Linked DNA regions of Homo sapiens: region 1 is linked to region 2. Evidence: chromatin loops called from intact Hi-C (ENCODE). Cell type or tissue: PC-3. All regions are shown on one strand. Links, peaks and the distances in the headings refer to the core of each region. The heading gives the core; the rest is flanking DNA.

Region 1 (10,633 bases), core at 3,234-8,233, 240 kb before region 2:
TCACTAGAGAAATGCAAATCAAAACCACAATGAGACACCATCTCACGCCAGTTAGAATTGGCGATCATTAAAAAGTCAGGAAACAACAGATGCCGAAGAGGATGTGGAGAAACAGGAACGCTTTTACCCTGTTGGTGGGAGTGTAAATTACTTCAATCATTGTGGAAGACAGTGTGGAGATTCCTCAAGGATCTAGAACCAGAAATACCATTTGACCCAGCAATCCCATTACTGGGTATATAAGGATTATAAATCATCCTGCTATATAAAGACACATGCACACATGTATGTTTATTGCAGCACTATTCACAATAGCAAAGACTTGGAACCAACCCAAATGCCCATAAATGATAGACTGGATAAAGAAAATGTGGCACATATACACCATGGAATGCTATGCAGCCATAAAAAAGGCTAAGTTCATGTCCTTTGCAGGGACGTGGATGAAGCCGGAAGCCGTCATTCTCAGCAACCAACACAGGAACAGAAAACCAAACACCACATGTTCTCACTCATAAGTGGGAGTCGAACAATGCGAACACATGGACCCAGGGAGGGGAACATCACACACCGGGGCCTGTCAGGGGGTTGGGGGACTAGGAAAGGGATACCATTAGCAGAAATACCTAATGTAGATGACAGGTTGATGGGTGCAGGAAACCACCATGGCACGTGTATACCTGGCTAACAAACCTGCACATTCTGCACATGTATCTCAGAACTTAAAATATAAAAAAAAAAAAAAAACTTCCAGATACACATTTACCATAAAGACATCACCCCACAGGCAAAGAAAAAAGGAAAAAGTATTATAGTTTATAAATGTGAATAAAGATGGACAGTACTTGATGAATACAACAAAATTTTGCAAATTGTTGAAATAGTATGTATTTTCTGTTTGTTTGTTTTTTTAACTGAGTTCTCTGTCTGGAAATATTAAAACCACCCACCAGGATGGGCAGAGATAACAGTCCTAGCACTTGCTCCCTCCTTTTCCTTCCAGTCCTCAAATAATGACTCCATTTTTCCAGTCCTGGCTCTAAGGAGGGGAAAATCCAAAACCTGCTGTCTGGACCCCCTATCTTACCTGTACGGCTACTGCTTTGCCCCAGAGGGCTTTGTCACAAAGAGGGAGAGACGTTCAATTCATTATTCACGGAGGAATAAGACAGTGTCACCCGAAGCAGACATATAAGGTGGCTTCCGTGCAGCTCCAAAAAATGCATGCCTTGAAAAATGGGGCTGATTCTTCAGATTTATGGTAATTTCAACTTTTTTCACAGATGTACTACTTTTTTATCGCAGGTAATCTACAAACCTATTAGACAATTGACAGCTGACTATATTTTTTGCTCAATACCAAAATCCTTTATCTTGCTCCAAATGTAAGTCCTTGACTTTCTTATGATTCTGCCTAGTGTATGTACCTAAATTCATTTCATTACTAGCTCTTAGAGAAATACTGTTTAGCATTTTTAAGAAATAAAAAAGGTAAATGTTTTATAACATATTTCCTGAAAACTCAGGATGTTAACAAGTATTTTGTGCATACACGCACAGCATATACTAATGCAGCAAAAGCAATTGGCATGAAAAATCAGAAGGAAATCCACTTTTTCCATTTCTTGCATAATGTATCTTTTAGTGCATTTACCCAGTCCCTAAGGAATCAAAACAAACCATGATTTCACCTTCTCCACGTATGCAGACTAAAAACAACAGAAGCTGTTAGATCCCTCAGTAAGTATTTCCAGGAGAAAATAAAGAAATTAAATAAAGACCTTCAGAAATTCCTATGCAGAGGGGACTAAAGCAAAGTCGTATGAGCAGAGAGATGCAGACGCTGGAACAGAAGGCAGTGTCCAGTGAAGGACCCACACATGCTTGATCCTGTCCCTGTTTCCTGCCAGGTGGGAGCGGATCCTTCAGAAGCAGGAAGAGGTGAGGGGCTGGGATAAAGTACCAAGGGAAACCAGCCATGGGGCCATGCAAACATCCAAGATACTGAAAAGGAACCAGTTCACAATGGCATCAGCTTAGGACCACTGCCATTGCCCTTCTTCTCACACATATAAATTGCTCAAGAGTTTGGTTGCTTGTTAAGTACTATTTTATGAACTCAAATAGCCATGATACAAAGATACACCACTGTCCACAGGGGCTCATGGTCTGAGTCACCGAGATAACATGGCTCAGATTCAAAGTACAGCAGGCAACAAAGAGTATTACCTCAGGACTAAAGGTTCCTCATTTTGGTGAATTCTATCCTTTAGGAGAAGGATATATTCAAAAACTTCATGGAAAATGTACCTTACAAGAATATGGAGCTCACCAAGCACAATTCATGAGAGCAGAAGGAAGTAAAAGCATTAAAACACTTGAGCAGTGTCTGAAGAAAGATAACAAAGAGGGAGGAGACGCTGGGTGACAGGCTGGGGCAATGCATCCTAATTCATTAAAAACAAACAGAAAACCATCTCCCTTCACTTAGAACGGCTACTATCAAGAAAACAACGACAAGTGTTGATGAGGACACAGAGAAACCAGAACTCTCGTGCACTGCTGGTAGGAATGTAAAATGGCGCAGCTGCTACGAAAAACAGTATGGTGGTTCCTGAAAAAACTAAACATAGAATTACCATTGATCCAGCAATCCCACTTCTAGGTATATACCCAAAAGAATTAAAAGCAGGGTTTCAAAGAGATATTTGTACACCCAATTTCATAGCAGCGTAACAGCCAAAAGTGAGAACAACTCAAATATCCATCAGTGGAGAAAAGGATACACGAAGTGTGGCATATGCACACACTGGAATATCATTCAGCCTTAAAAAGGAATGTAATTCTGATACATACAGGAATAAATCTTGAAAACACCATGCTAAGTGAAATCAGACAAAATGCGGAAGGACAGATATTCTTTGATTCCACACAGATGAGGTACCTACAATAGTCAAATTCACAGAGGCAAATTAATTCATGAGGGGAGACAGTAATGGAATGTTACTGCTTAATGGGTAGAGTTTCTGTTTGGGATAACGGGAAAGTTCTGGGGATGGATGGCGGCAATGGTTAAACAATGTTAATGTAATCAATGCCACTGAATTACATGTAAAAGTGGTTAAGATGGTTACAATCTTATTTATATTTACCACAATTAAAAAACCAACAACACACAAATGACAAACCTACAGTGGCTCCAGTCCTGGCTGGCCCAGCAGAGGTGGGGCCTGGAGAACATGCTGCATCCCTGCCCTGCTGTCTCCTCAGGGCCCCCTCAGAACAGGGCTGCACACACTGCTAGTTGCCCACCCAGCAGCCCTAAGCTCTCCATTTCCTCTTTGTTAAGAGTTTTGTCCAGGAATCTCAAGGCCATATGTCTTAGGGAGACTGGGATATCCGCCAGTGCCAGGGGTGAATCTTGATTCACACAGAGCAGGTAATTTCAAATGTTTTGTTCTCAGGGCCCATTTACATCCTTCAATGTTACTGAAGACCCCAAAGAGTTTTATTTATATATATATGTGTGTGTGTGTGTATGTATGTGTATATATATATATATCTATATATATATAGATATAGATAGATAGATAGATAGATAGATATTTACCACCAGAAACTAAAACTGAGAACAATTAAAAAGACAAAATATACAAACACACATTCCATTAGCTGTCAGAGAGAGGTCATCATCATCTATCATGTAACCTCTTGACAACGCCACCGCACACTAGTGAGCGAATGCGAGTCGAAAAGGCAAATAGCAGCTTAGCATTATTATAAAAATAGTTTTACCCTTGTGAACCTCCTAAAAGGGTCTCGGGGACCCTGGGCCCTCAGCCACATTTTGGGAATGGCTAGTACAGACCAGTCATGGTATTTACTTTTGCTCGCCTATCAAACTGTAGGAACAGGTATATTATGGAAATATAGGGCATGAGAACTGAACTTCAACAAAAGGTTTCTCAGTTTTCCTCAGTTTTAAATGAGTTCACTTTTTTCCATATCTGACATAGTAGTCTTTGTGTGATACTCAGAACGGTAACAGTCACCTTGAGACCCAGGGATAAGGAAACCTGAGGGGACTGGCCAACATACTGCAAACAGCAAAGAAGAATCACAGCCCCGTGTCCTCACAGCATAGTTGAGGCAATGAAGGAGCCAAATGTGGAACTGCTCTTTTTGCTTAATCCCTTAACACCATTCTTTGGCTTTCCTGTTACTTGCAATCAAACACATCCTAGCTGACACATCTCAGGACCTAGTTTGCTGAGCATATTTTGAAACCCACAAACTCACACAATACTTGGCACATTGTAGGAGCATGATAAATATGTACTGAACAAATGTATGGAAAATAAATACATAAAAAAAGCAACAAGGCTGTTGTAGAAGAAAAATAAAACAGATAAAATTCTGACTGATTTTATGTTGATAGAAACCCCTGTAGCTCCAAGATTGTTAACATTTAAAACAAAGCTCATTTTAAACCACACAAAAGTAGCTATACATGGTACCTGTCAGGGGGACAAGAAAGTCTAAGAATGCTTTCCTTTGGTCTAAAACATCTCTAAGCCCAGAGAGCTAAGTCTACTCATGCCAAATATGGACCATATAAGCTTCTCAAAGTGGAGGCGACCTGATAAAGTGCACTTTTTTCCCATTTACCCTCAGCATGAGGTCCTTTCTCTCATGAAATAAGCACCAAACAGGAGATGTATGGAGAGAATGCTACAAAACACACTAATTATGGAAAAAGAAAAAAAAGACAAATCAAATACTTAGCTTCCAATCAATCAATGTCATCAACTAGGGGCACCATGACCTTGTCAGAAAATATTTAAAACCCCCTAAAATATAATCAAATATAAAATTAAGAAATTTATGTTCAATTCCACTTAAGTTGACAAGATTCTTCCTCTTCCTTGATGAAAGCCTGATAACTATTTTTAATTTGCTGAAATGTAATGTTTCTTTGCTTCACTTCACAGGGTAAGACTGGTCAATTTACCCCTGTGTTTGTGGCTTTTTTTTTTTTTTTGAAAGTCACAATAAAAGATTCTTGTTCCCATTAAGTGCTTATGAAAGAAACAAATGGTATTTTTCCTCCTAAAACCAATGAGGTTTTAAGAAAAGTTCCACTAGGAGGAGCTGGCTATTTCTCTGTTGAGTCAGTGGCGTTCCACCTCTGAGATAGTCTAATCAAAAACACAGACCTGAAATTTGCAGATAATTTCAAACAAACCTCAATTGTAAACAAAATCTGGGCCTAAGGAATTGGAGGAGGCAACTTCAATCCAGGTGCAGAGTATGTATATATACTCTTCAGATGACTTTGCAAAGAATTAAGGAAACTGAATCTAGCAGATAACTCTGGGGATTTACTAGGCTCAATTCTCCCACCCAAGACCTCAGCAATGGGGGGAGAGGAGCTATTCTCTGGACTTGGCTTCAAAATAAAAGCATCCCTTCACCACAGCGCTTGCCATCGAGGCTGCTAAGACAGAAATCTCTGACCTTGTTCTCCATCAGAGCACCAAGGAGCCATCATTCGGACTTGAAAAATACCAGCCTTCCCTCATGCATTCTATTACAATCATTACTTCCTTTCCTTGCGTTTCTTGTCCTCACTTCACTTACCTGACAGTAAGACTTGGGTTTTGGTTAGACCAGTTAGAAAGTGAGCTGAGGAACACATTAGTTATTAAAATATTAGGAAGCTTCTTCTTGCCTTGTGACTTGGCTCCAAGTTATTTCTGCCTCTTTCTCTCCTTGATTCTACAGGTAATTTATTACTACCTAAACAAAAACAAGGAAACCCATACATTTATTAGGAGCCTATTTTATGACAAGAGCTCTGAAAATCACTGCAAATAAAAAGATGACAGTGTTCCCCACTCTCAAGCAACTTATGGCTAATGAGGAAATTGGGACCCATACACAGATTACACTGTGGGAAGGGCTGGGAGAGAAGGAAACACAGGGGGCTGCAGGCAGCATGAGGAAGGGGCACCAGCCCGGCATGGAGGTGTCAGAGTCCCCAGAGAGAAACGATCCTGAGCTAAGCAGGTCAGGAAGCATGAGCAGGAGTGAGCTAAAGACATCAAAATCAAATGCAAGGTGCTTGCTGCAACCAACAGCAAGAGTTAAATTACCATTTGACCCATGGTTCTCAAACTTAAAAACTGTTGAGAGCTCCCAGTATTATCTAAAGTCATTCTTCTTATTAGTTAAATATTAACAAACATAAACCAGTAAAACCTTTATGCTTGTAACTCTTACACAACCACAATATAAAAAATATACAAATTAAATACCAACAAATCTACAAAATGAGTAAAATTTAAATTGACAAAATTAATTCAGCGTGATCAATGATGCAGTCATTGAAACTCACTTTGGACTAACCATGTAGGGCTTGGTACCGACAGGCAGGTTCTGTTGACTGGCCAATACTAACACATGCAGGGAGACAGCTTAATTCACGCATCACTTTCCTCTTCAGAACCACTGTGCAACGGCAATCTCTTAGCTCAAACACGTTATTTACATTTTCACCTCTGTTCTTTTATAATATCTCCCTATATTTAAAGCAGTGCTCCTTGGCACCAATACAAACACAACTCCAGGCACTGAAATTTTAAGACATTACTTAGTTAGAATTGCAGGCATTTAGGTGTGTGGAATTATGAATTTTTAAAAAATTACCACCAAAATGAAAAATAGAAGGTGAAACCTTTGTAGAGAACCATAGCACCCTAATAAATCCCACCTGCCTAATCCCACTCATCTTTTGGGGCCTGCAAGCCTCAGACGGAGTTTAAGTAACTATATGCTATGGGTCACTGAGCTCACATAGGAAGCGTTCTTGTGGTTAGCTTTCAGTACTATGTAAAACCAAGTATCTTTCTTTCCTTTAAACTCTCTGCCCATGTGACTTCCAGTTAAGATGGCACGGTAAATTCACTTTTGGATGGATTCTCTTTACTCCAAACATACAGCAATGAGAGGGGAAACATAAAAAGAAAAAAGGAAAAGGATACAGGCAAGCACACACACAAAATAAACATTTCTATGAAATCGATACGAGACAGAAACACAAAGAGGCAAGACCCCGAGGACAAAACCATGAGCAGCCAGCCCCTCCTATGCTAGGGTCCAAAAACAGGCAATGAAACTGTAGGTTTGGGTCTTAGAAGGGTTGGGGGCTAAACAGAGGCACAAACGACAGAGTGAGAAACTAGCACCCTTGCTGGAAGGTGGGATGGAAGGTGCTGACTAGAGCCCTACCCCTCCATGCCTGAAGGAAGGCTCGCAGCATCCTTGCCTCCTATGGAGTGGCGGTCTAGGGAGGATGGAGGACACCTGTCAGGCAGGACCAGGCACTGCGTGAAGCAGCCATGAATGCCCAGGTAACTAAGCCCCCACTGTGAAAGCTAGTTCTGCACCCAGGCTCCATGGAAGCCAGACAGAGACAAGCAGAATGAGGCTACACAGGGGAGAGTGTGCAGAGAGGGAGAAAGAGGCGAAAAATGACTGAATGAGTGAAAAGTTTTTAAAACCTCATTCAAAACATGTCATTTAACCAAAGTTCTAAAGTACATGAAGAAATAAATGCAACTAACAATATCAGACATTAGATCACAAATTCACTTCAGATGAAGTTAATCAGTCCAACAAATAGGTATATTTAGATGCTAAAAAATCCTAACAAAGTATACTTAAGACACTAAAATAATCCCAACAAAATATATTTAAGGTGATTTTTAAAACCAACAAAAATCAGTATATTTAGGGTGCTTTTTAAAAAAGCTAATTAAAAAATAAGAAAGTATAAATTGAAAAGGCAGAATTAAAAGATGGCTAAAAAAAAATCAACTGCAAAGTATGTAAATCAGGACTACGGTCATTAAAACCTAAAAACTCAGTGCACAAGATACTAGACAGTAGACTGGAGAGGAAGCACTCTGTCTTGACAAAACACACTGCACATCACTGGATCTGCAGCAGCACAGCTCAGGAGCCCAGCTGCTGGCCCCACAGCCTGGCCTCACTCGGACCTGGCTGGTAGCCTTTCGACATCACAGGTGACTGAATGGGTCAGATCAGCACATCCAGGCTGTGAGTCCCACTAGCATTTTGCCTCTCCCCTACCAGTTGGTGGATATAGGTGAAGTAACTTTCGTTTTATACAACCCCTACAGAAACTTGATGAAAAAGCAGACCCTGAAATGCTTCAGGCAACAGATTTGTCCTCCTTGTAATAGATAACTCACTCTGGATTTAAATTTATCTTCTTTGCCCACCACACTTCTCCAGCATCACCAAATGTGGACTTGACTGGATTCCTTATTCACCATCATGGTATCACAACCAACTTCGGACCAAGGAACTCATTATATAGCAAAAGGAGTAAAGCAATGGGCTCCTGCCAAAAGGGTCTGTTGTCAGCTAAGTTACTACTAGCTGCTGCATGAACTCGATGGCTTTCACCTGTATTCCTTCATCACTTCCAAATTTCTCTACTACATATTTATTTCTTTCTGCTGCATCTTCTCTGAAGCTTAAACAGGAAACAAACATTAACATAAAGGAAAACATAAACAAGAATGATACCCTGAGTTATGTGGAAAGGAACTTTGATTTGAGGAATCACAGATGAATAACAATATAAAAAATCTTGGAAAACTGGTAACAATACACATCGTAATTGTTTGGATAAACAGTCACATTTTTTTTTTCTTTAAAAGGTTAGAAAACCTCTCATTTAGGTTCCCCTGGAAAGCAGAGCTCAGACAGGCTAGAGAAGGTAAAGACCTTAATTCACCCCCTCATTTCCAAAGACAGAAAGCCTCTCACCAGACCAGCCATGTGATGCCCTCCAGGTGTGTGCCTGGCAGCTATGAAAGGGGACTGACAGGACACAGGCCCTGGAACCAGCCGCTGTGCTCTCAGAACCTCTCCAAAGCCGATGCTATGCTATAGCACAAGAGCACCACCTACTGAGTTCCAAGGGACAATTTAGTCCATTTATTGAAAAATGGCTCAGTAAAATATGACTGTGGAGGGATGAACTCCACATCATTTCAATCTAGTTGGCTGTGTCTCTTTCTTTTAAAACTAGAACCCTTGCCAAGACTCCTGAAAAAGAAGCAGCATGCCTTCTTATTCTCCCATTTTCACTTTAATTACCACAGTAAAATGAATGTCTCTTCCTATCAAGCTTTGGCTATCTTAATGAATACTGCCATTTCTAGATCCCTCTTCCCCTACCTGTTTTCCAAAGGGCAGAGAAAACCTCTAGGGGAGCAGTAGTCCTAAAGGGTCTGGGAAGGATGTATGTAAAGTCAGTCATTCGGTCAAATTTTAAACCCTATGAGGCACAGTGCTGTGATGGGGGAATTGTTTTTACAAACTCGTTGAAAGATGATTACAATAGTCCTTTTCTCCTTGAGGAGCTTAAGATGAGCACAGAGGTTCTAAACCAGCAAAGCTGGAGATCAGATGATCCATTAATAAAATTGAATACAGAAGAAAATACGTAGGTGTAAGGAAAGATGATTTATGGGATAAGTAACATTGGGGAGAGCTGATTGCTTCTGCTGTGCTGTGTATTAAACATATAGAATACAACTGAAGGCAAAGAGCGGGTTCTTTCTGGAGCCCTTCATGCCTTACATGAAGCCCCTAGGTACTGCCCAGTACAGTTCAAGTGACACAGACTCACTCGAACAATTCACATACATTCCAGCCTGGTTATCACGTAGTTTTGCTATGTTTTATTGGTCTGAGAGGGACACTCTGGGAACCATTATTGTAGGGGTGGGTTGCCCCTACACACCTGTGGGTGTTTCTCGTAAGGTGGGACGAGAGATTTGGAAAAGAAAAAGACACAGAGACAAAGTATAGAGAAAGAAATAAGGGGACCCGGGGAACCAGCGTTCAGCATATGGAGGATCCCGCCAGCCTCTGAGTTCCCTTAGTATTTATTGATCATCTGCCTTCAAGCATCTGTTTAACAAAGCACATCCTGCACCGCCCTTAATCCATTCCACTCTGAGTTGACACAGCACATGTTTCAGAGAGCACGGGGTTGGGGGTAAGGTTATAGATTAACAGAATCTCAAGGCAGAAGAATTTTTCTTAGTACATAACAAAATGGAGTCTCCTATGTCTACTTCTTTCTACACAGACACAGTAACAATCTGATCTCTCTCGCTTTTCCCCACAATTATATGTCAGCCTCTCCCATGCCTTAGTCATGATTAAAAAGCTGCAGCTTTTGTTTATGCCAACATCTGCACCAGTACTAGTCCTCTCATCCAGTACCGGTCAGGGACCCGTCGCAGCGAGAGCACTTGCAGGCCAACACGAGAGGGGAGCCTGTACAAAGCAACCACCCGGAGAAACGGCAAGCACTCCAGAGATCAGCCACCCGAGAACTGTGAGAGTGCACATTTATTACTTTGGAAATCATAAAAACTTCAAAACAGCAAATGTGTCTATACTCTGTTTCAATTATTTCACAGAAAAATAAGATACTTCAGAAAAATTCCAATCCTGATTCTCTAGTGCATAAACTGCTGTGCTAAATGTGCAGTTCATACTCTACTAATGCCGCATGGCAAGGCAA
Region 2 (8,916 bases), core at 3,917-8,916:
TTCTGTCCCACATTTTATAAACTTATCTGACCCAATGAAGCAACACTATCCAAGCCACATCTTGATTTGTTTGGCATCCCAATTCAAGTTGCTATTCTTTGCCATTCCAATGTGTTTATCTGGGTTTTGTAGTTTCAAATCTTGACTGTGCAGCCAAAAACACAAATGACACAACCACCACTGGGCTCACTACAGAGCAGAGGGTTTACCCCCCCACCCCCCATCCTCTCAATCTCGCACTCTTCTTAAATAGGAGATGGACCACCCTGCCTCGTGGCACGGAGTGGTGTTTACATTGCAATACTTGACTGTGTAATACATCTGGCATTTTTGGGCAGGATTCCTGAGCTAGGGGCCAGAAGCCCTTAAGCAATGATTTAAGGGGGAAAAAAAATCATGCACATTGACTTAACAAAGCCCATTTCCAGTTCCTTTTGCTTACTTTTATACATGTCTCATTAATAACTGAAAACTATCTTGGTTGCTAAATTGGGTAAGTCTACTGCTTCTTTTCATTTATCCGAACAATAATAAATAAAGCTTGCGCTGTGGTATGGGGACTTGCTTCTCACTAGCCTTGCTTTCATAGCAGTGGCATTATGGGACCCACATGCAGAGTGGACTATTTGGGCCAACTCACACCTGGGTTTCTGGATTAGAAATAAGGTCCTGCCCCCACATTATAAATCTCTCCAACAACAAACTTGCCATTCATTAGCAGGTATCTGACTGCCCACCAACAATACAGTTTCCCTAACACATGACAGCTGTTTTTCCAGCCATGCTCTAAACCCCAAATGGAACAGTCATATTCCCTCCTGGAGGGACTAAGGATGGGGCGCATCTTCCTGTACACCAGGCTCCTAAAATCCTCCACCACAGCCCAGCAGTTTCTCAATGGCAGTATTCTGCTGTACGGAAGGCATTAGACATTGCAGTGTAAAGGAAAAAAAGTGCCCTAAATCCAATTTAAAGAGAAAAAAAAAATCCAGTGAGTATTATCATAAGCACCCAAATTCAAAGATTAGAAGAGAAAGTAACAGAAGTGTTTATATTTTGATGACCCTGATTATATCTGTGTATTCAAGGAATGTTCCCACTGAGAGAATCCCGCAGAGCTTCCTCCTCCTGCAGGCAGAAGTGCCCTCACCAGCAAGGCCCTCTGGTCTCTGGATGTCAACCAAGACCTCTCGTGAGGATGGAACACATAAAGCTTCAGAGTCGGCCAAAATCTGGATAAGGAATTCCATCGTCTTCAATCTAGCCAAGCTCCATGTGCCCACTGGCTTTGGTGGGAGTTCTAAGCAAGGAAGACCTGAAGTGGGGCACCTGGGAGGGAAAGCCATGGTTTGTGCTCCACTCACTGTCTCAGAAATGCTAGGGAACCCAGTTCTTCCACTGTCCATGCGCCACGGTAAGCACAGGGGACCAAGACTTATTTCCCACTCTCTCTGGCGGTGTGGTATGGGTTGAAGAAACTTGTCAATGGATTTTAAAGTTGCCTCAGCAGTCCATTAAAAAAAGTCATGATTCTTCAACAGGGGAATCACATCTTCTGCCAAGAGCCCATCAAAGAGTGTGGTCTTGGAACCAACCCTAACCAAAATAAGAATGCCAAGGATGCAAATGGCAGCTCTGTATCTAGTATCTCCCACAGCTGGCTTGAAATAATAAATGTTCTCATTCCCTCCTCTTAGGTTGTGATTAGCCAGACTTACTACCATTTCAGAGTTCACACTAGTAACTGCAGAGATCCACTTGGAAGGAAATGACGTGGGCAGGTTAGAGTGGGTGGGCGGGAGAAGGGGCAGGAGGGAAGGGGGCAGGGGAGAGAGGGAGGAGGCAGCAGAGGTTCTGGGAGCCAGCGAGGGGCACAGGAAACATTAATAGTATTATAATAGGATGACACAGCCATGGTTATTATGTGGGGGTGTCTGACATAGCTGAAATTCCCTCAACTTTTTCTCCCCCTAAATAGTGTCAAAAGAGTGCCAGAAGTTAAAATACTACATTTATGCAAAGTGGCTTCTATTAAATCTGGTCCCCTTTACAGTTATTTTATAATATTTCCATATTTGTTTTAAAAGCCAAAAAACCTTTTACAGTGAAACACATCCCCGAGGAGAACTGAACACTCATCAGGGGCTAAATCTGGGCAGATAGCTGGCATGGTGAGGCAGAAGGCGGCCACCAAAGCGCCCCTTTCTCCGCCCAATTGTGACTCTCCCCTACCCCAATACAAGCAGGAGAACAGGGCAGACGAGTTTCAGCTTGCCCGAGTTTCAGCTTGCCCGAGTGGACAGAGCCCAGGGTCACAGGCAGGTCAGCTTTGAAGGAGAAACTCAAATGAAACATAAACATGGCATTGTGGAAACCAGACAAATCTCCCATGGCTTGTCCAGCCAGCATTAATCTCGGCATCAGCTGTGGTGCATAATCTAAACACACGGATCAGGCTGTTCATACATCTGGAAGCTGTCATCTTCTGGAACCTCTGAGCGGCATCCTATGTATCTGAAACACCCCATTACCCAACCTGTCCTCTCAACTTGGTGAAGGGTCAAGAATGGCAGACAGCAAAGAGATAGGGAGGATTCGCAGGGTCAACTGCCCTGTGTAGAAGACACCTGAGGGCTATTTGTTCTTTTTTAAACAATCATTGGTGGCTTCTCATTTCCAATCGTTTTTCTCCAAATATGAAAGAAATATCACAACTGCTTCCACCTAAATGTGCATACCCAGTAGTAGAAACTAATAAATACCTATAAACATATTCTCCCTTCTAAACCATGTATGGGGGTCCAGGGAGCAGAAAGGAGCTGCATTTTTCTTCCTGTCCCTTGTGAAATGCCCCCACAATGGCAACCCCAGAGAAAAGAAACCAGGTGCTCACTGTGGAAGGGCAGTGACAGCAGAATCCATTCTGCCCTTCTGGCTGGGACTGGTCCCTTGCTGTCCCTTGGTTCTGCTCCACAAGGGCTCCTGGGGGGACAAGGGGGAGTGGTTTGTGACAGAAACATCTGGAGGAGAATGAGACCACCAAGGAGTTCACACACTAGCCGGGCTTCTGAAGGAGCTGTTATTTCAATATGCACAAAGGCAGTGGTGTCTTCTATTAAAGCTTTTCAGAAAGTCAACCATGCTAAAAACCTTCAGGCTACTGGGGTTGAGGTGCAACCAGTCTTTCTGCAAATTTAGATACCCCCCACCAAAAGGTACCCAAATATAAATTATTTCTTTCTTCCATGGCCTCTTTCCTCTTTCGACCCATCACGGTGTTTTTCTTTGACATTTAATGTCATTCTAAGAAAAATAGTTATCTGGGTCTATAAATACAGGAATGGGATGGGGGAGTTATCTTAAAGAAGATTAATACTCTTGCATCTCTGCAATGCATTGTAGCCACAACTCCATCATAATAAACGTCTTCCATCTGCACAGCATGAGTCTTCCAATCAAAATCTTTTTATCATCTAAACCAGTGGGTCTCAATCGTGATGATTTGGGACACCCTCTCCCCCAGTGACATCTGGCAATGACTGGAAACATTCTGGTTGTCACAACTGGGAGGGTGCTACTGGCATCTAGTAGGTAGAAACCAGGATGCTGCTAAACATCTTATAGTGCACAGAACAGCCCCCAACAACAGAGGATGATCCAGCCCCAATGTCAATAGTCCTGAGGTTGAGGGACCTTGCTCCAAATTGAAGGAGTGGTGAAACTCAGTTATCTCCTACAACTGATTGCCTGAGTTCAAGAACACTGAAAGCATTAACACTAGCAAGGTACAAACTTGAAAGCACTTACACATACCAAGCATGTATTTTAAAAAACAATTTCTTCTATTTTTCTTAAAAAAAAAAAAAAGTCAAAGTCACAACTTGCCTCCTTCTTCCTTGACGCTGGCCTGCAGCAATGTTAACATCCAAACACCAAAGCAATATGGATTCATTACAAGGCTGCTGCCCTCTGCAGAAAAGGAGGCCAGGAGCTGGGCAAGCTTTTAGAAAAAACAAAAAGCTCAAAGAAATAAATGAATGTTCTATCGCTGGAGAAGCTTGACAAGAAACTTGTTCTGAGGGAGGGCTGCAGTGAGGGGGCTGATATGAAAAGAAATAGATACTGAGGGAGATGGGTTAAAACTGCTTAACAAAAAGGAAATACCAACAAAGAAACAGGCAAGATTAAAAATAACACCAGTCTGTGCCCAGAAAGGTGAGATCCAGGTGAAGCATTCGTGGCTCCAGGGAAAACACTAGAGGCCAACACGTGAGCACACTCGTGAGACAGGGATGGCTAGTAGGAAGAGCTGACAGCCCCCAGCCAAGCAGGGAGACTTCTGTGAAATGGCCCTGAGGGACGAGCCCAGCTTCCAGGCTCCCACCCAACCTCAACGACCCACAAAGGGAGGCTGCCCTCCAGGAGGCCACATTCCTGTTCTCTGAGCCTTTGCCTATGCTGTTCCTTCTGCCCTGAATGCCCCCTACCCTCTCCCCTCCAGCCCCTGTGCCTAGCTCAGGCCTCCACCCTTGAGGCCATCCTGGAAGATGTCCCCGATTTTCCTGCCATCTTGGCACTGCTGTCCTTCATGTTAACTACCCACACACCAGTCCGTGTACCTGCTGAATGTTTGGATGGAGTTCCCCTGAGGGCAGAGACTGTGGCTTTTCACCAACATCTCTCTGGAGAGCTTTCTGCAATGGTGGTGCAGAGTAGGTACTGAGAACATGTGCAGAATGAACGCTTCTATTTTTATACAATGACAATTAGTTTCTCCCCCACCTTGCTGCCATGGTCATGTGTTTCTGCAACAGCAGATGTCCACTACATCAGTCAACATATTCTCTATCAAACCTCATTACTCCGCACATATGTGAAACTGATTTGACAATTTTGATTAGCAAACACTATAACCCTAAAACTCAAGCTGGTATCTTAACATATAATTGACAGTTTATTAAAAGGCAATCATTATATGGACATTTTAACAACAGAATACAATAATTCTTATCACCAATTCCTACACACGCACACACACGCGCATGCACACACACGGACTCTTTCTCATCTAGCATATATTAGTCTGCACATTGTGGCTGATGTATTCTGCCCTCTTTATAAAGCCAACTCTTTATAAAGCCACATTTCCCCAGCATGTTAAACAAAGCATGAAAGTCAATTTGAAGACACAGCCTTTCGAGTGGATCCCTTTAATTTGCTGGCTGTATTAAAAAGATAACATTAACATGCCTTTGGCAGATAGGAGGATATGCAGAATAAGACAATGTGCATACACACACACGCTCCTGTGATTTTAAACCGCAGGAGAAGGAGCTTCTTCCAAACTATCCCTCAGCATCCCTCTCCCCTTAAAATCTCATACTTTCCTCTCTTCTGTTGTTTTCTAACTAGGGCAATATGCTACCTCTATCCATTTCGTTTGTGTAGCAAGCACTCTGTTGATGCCCAGTTCATATAAAAATTCATGTCTAGAACCTTAAGAACAACCTACCAAGAAAGCAGCATCTAACAGATTTCTTTGCTGATAGTGATGAGGAATTTATCTATGAGACTGATGCACAAAATGAACTTAAATGTGGAGCTATTACTCACTTCAATTCACGGACGTCCACTGAGGTATAGGACAGCAGGGAAATCTTACTCCTGAATGCAAATGCTCACACTACTTACTGCTGACGTGAACACTCAGCTCACTCTGTCACAAACAAGATCTCTACACAATCACTTCTGCTTTGAAAATGAAATTAAATCTATATGGCTACTGTTGTATAGTCACCTCTCTAGTTGGGTCTATCTGCATTTATGAAACTGTCGCTTCTTCTCTAGGGGGAGAATCTAGCACAGAATGAATGAATGAATGAATGAATGAGAGATCAAGGACAGGGCAACAGAACAAGTGACTTATGTCATTAGTAGGCAAAGTAGACCTGGAGACAAACAGACAACCCATAGTTTCCCATCTGTAAAATGGGACAATCCTCATCATAAAGACATTACATCCACTATCATGTTATAAAAACAAAATAGGGCCGGGCGCGGTGGCTCACGCCTGTAATCCCAGCACTTTGGGAGGCCGAGGCGGGTGGATCATGAGGTCAGGAGATCGAGACCATCCTGGCTAACAAGGTGAAACCCCGTCTCTACTAAAAATACAAAAAATTAGCCGGGCGCGGTGGCGGGCGCCTGTAGTCCCAGCTACTCGGGAGGCTGAGGCAGGAGAATGGCGTGAACCCAGGAAGTGGAGCTTGCAGTGAGCCGAGATTGCGCCACTGCAGTCCGCAGTCTGGCCTGGGCGACAGAGCGAGACTCCGTCTCAAAAAAAAAAAAAAAAAAAAAAAAAAAAAAAAAAAAAAAAAAGATAATAATAGCTATTTTATTGAATCGTAAGGCATGCGATAATATATAACAAATGCCTGGTACATGGCAGTTGCTCAACAAGTGACAGTATTAGTACTGAGTAAATAACATTTGGCCCAAGACCAGTGAGTCATGCTGAAACTGCCAAAAGTAAGCAAAGTGAGTGTGCCCCTCAGAAGTGTCCTCATCCAGTCCATTGAAAAAGAAAAACTTTACTCCCTCTCACTACACAACTGGCAGCTCCCATAAAACTGCTAGGAAGCACACTGCATCTCCTTCCAGGACTTGAAATGGGTCGTGTTATGCAGAAAGCAAGTTATTTCCAGAAATATGCAATGTTAAGAAAATAAATCACATTCTATCTCCTTCAACATGTCAAAGGTCCACTGAAAACTCTTGCTAAGAACACCACAAAATCACGTTTTGTCATCCTCATCCGATGGCAACAAATACAGGTTGGATCAAGTGGTGGATGAGCCGGCCCTCCCTGTGCTCATGCCCTATTCTGTCCAAGAATCTACGGCAGCGGCCCTCCCTGTCCTCATGCCCTATTCTGTCCTAGAATCTACGGCAGCGCCCCTACAGTCTAGCCAATCACATCACTTCCAAACTCCTCAGCTGGGGCCCCTGCTGGTGTCCCGCCCATGCCTAAAATGCCCTCCTTCCCCTACCGTCTCCAGTTCTCTCCCCCCACCCCCTACCACCCTCTTGTAACTTTCACAGCCCATTTCAGCTGTGAACCCAAATGTAGTCCAAATGCATCGAATTCTAATAGTTTTAAATTGTGCAGTGTCGCACACACTTGAGTCTCTTATGGTGCTTAACACAGTGCTAGGGACATCATAGGTGCTCAAGAAACTTGTTGCTAGGAGCATAATAGCTGCTCGATAAAACCCTTCTTTTATCTACCAGTGATACTGAATCGCTGAACTGAGGTAAATTACTCCATGGATTCAATCCAAAGAACGCTTTTGTATTAATTACCAAACTACTTAAGGCAGGAATGTTTTGTCTTAATTATGTAGACTATTATTTTAATTGTCACTTCTCAACTAAATACTCCAACTCCACCCCAGGCTTGCAAAACTCTGCAAGCTGAATCTTCACAAACAAGGAGAGATTAAGGAAATATTCTTCAAGGTCTCCAACAGCATCCTGAAAGGGATCACTGAAGCGATTATGCGCATAACTCTTCAGCTTCCACATGCTGTCCGGAGGAATGCTCCAGGTATTTTGGTTTGAATTATCTACCTAGTCACCTCTACCCTCCCCTACTACCCTCTTGTAAGGTAAGGGATGCCCAAAGTGGTGTTTAGGGTTAAAGTGTTTCCAAATAGCAGGATTTGGAACTTGCCAAAAAGATAAATAAGAAACCAGCGGGGGAAAAAAATTGAAACCTTTGTCACCAAAATAATGTAAAAATGTTTGTCTTCGAAAAAATATATATCTATTTTAAATCTGCAACTGCTTTGCTAAGGTCTCAAGAACCCCAAAACTGAGGAACGTGGATAAAAGACTGGCAGAACCCCTCTGAGAGGTCCCTTCAACCCCGCGTTCTTAAAACATTTCTTTTCTTTGCCTGCAAAATGCAGCCTTCCCCCAGAATAATTCCATGTAAAAAGCCCCCACCCGCGAGGAAACATTAATCTACTTTGCAAACATGCGTTCCAGTCTGTGCCTTACTATTTTTTTTTCCACTCCTTCCACCCCCACCCCGCGTTTTTTGTACCTTGAGACAAATGTTTTTTTCCCTCAGAGTTGAAAGCTGTCCAAAAACAGGACCACACACGCCGCCGCCTCCGCAGCCCCGCGCTGCGCCCGCCCCCGGCCCTCCCCAGCGCGGCGGCCGCGGCCGCCGGGGGCGCGCACACTCCAGCCAGCCGGAGGGGTGGCCTCTGGCTCTCCCCGACTCCTTTTTCTTTGGACGCGGTGGGTGGGGGTGGGGGAGAGAAGAAAGCCGGGCCGCGGAGCGGGGCCGGGAGAGGCCAGCCCCGGGGCGCCTCTCGGGGCGCGGCCCAGGCGGACAGCGGCAGCGGCGGCGGGCCCGGGGCCCCCGGCGCGCAGAGTGGTCCGTCCCGGAGGGGCCCCGCGCCCCCGTCCCGCCCCCGCCGCTCTCTCCCACCACACCTCGGCCGGCGCAGCGCCCCGAGTAGATTACAGCGCGGCCTTTGTCGGGCGGGCCTGGCTCCCGGCCAGGCGCCCAAACAATAAACAATCCCCCGGGTGCGGGCAGGGGGTTTCGCCGGCCGCAGCCAGGCTCTAGGTGTGCGCTGGCGAATATCTCTATCAACCGCGAGGAGGGACCGGGCCGGGGGCGCGGGCGCCGCGGCGGGCGCTCTTACCTTCCACCCACAGCTCCTCCACGTTGGTCTCGAGGTTCGCTGCTTTTAATCCCACCGCGAAGGCCCCAAATATGAGGAGGCCCACAACCAAGAACTTGCCGCAGTTTTTTTGAATGTAACAACCCAGTTTAAATAAGAGTCTCTGAAACTTCGCTCTCAGCCACAGCGGCGCTTTCCGGCCAGTAGCCTTCCCCTG

What was found. A loop is a pair of places that touch in the nucleus more often than their neighbours do. Peaks named below come from ENCODE experiments on the same cell type or tissue, not always from the same donor. Only the 100,000 strongest peaks of a DNase experiment are listed, where the experiment ranks them.
Region 1: it touches region 2 in a loop (3-fold over the local background); 6 of 110 quality-filtered maps call a loop at or near these places.

What each region holds. Positions count from the first base shown.
Region 1 is chr9:95,259,956-95,270,588 of GRCh38, forward strand. All of the region lies in intron 1 of FANCC (FA complementation group C), which reads right to left. Among named protein-coding and RNA genes, the nearest start is that of FANCC, 52 kb to the right of the region's middle. RefSeq lists a silencer at 8,772-9,066. In PC-3, for the core only: CTCF peaks have their summits at 5,139 (motif pointing right) and 5,345; no DNase peak of the experiment used is centred there.
Region 2 is chr9:95,497,687-95,506,602 of GRCh38, forward strand. It overlaps PTCH1 (patched 1), which reads right to left. Exons shown (of 24, transcript NM_000264.5): 2 at 8,721-8,913. Among named protein-coding and RNA genes, the nearest start is that of PTCH1, 7.1 kb to the right of the region's middle. RefSeq lists silencers at 8,206-8,265, 8,426-8,485, 8,916. In PC-3, for the core only: no CTCF peak of the experiment used is centred there; a DNase peak (open chromatin) is centred at 6,515; H3K4me3 peaks cover 1,512 bases.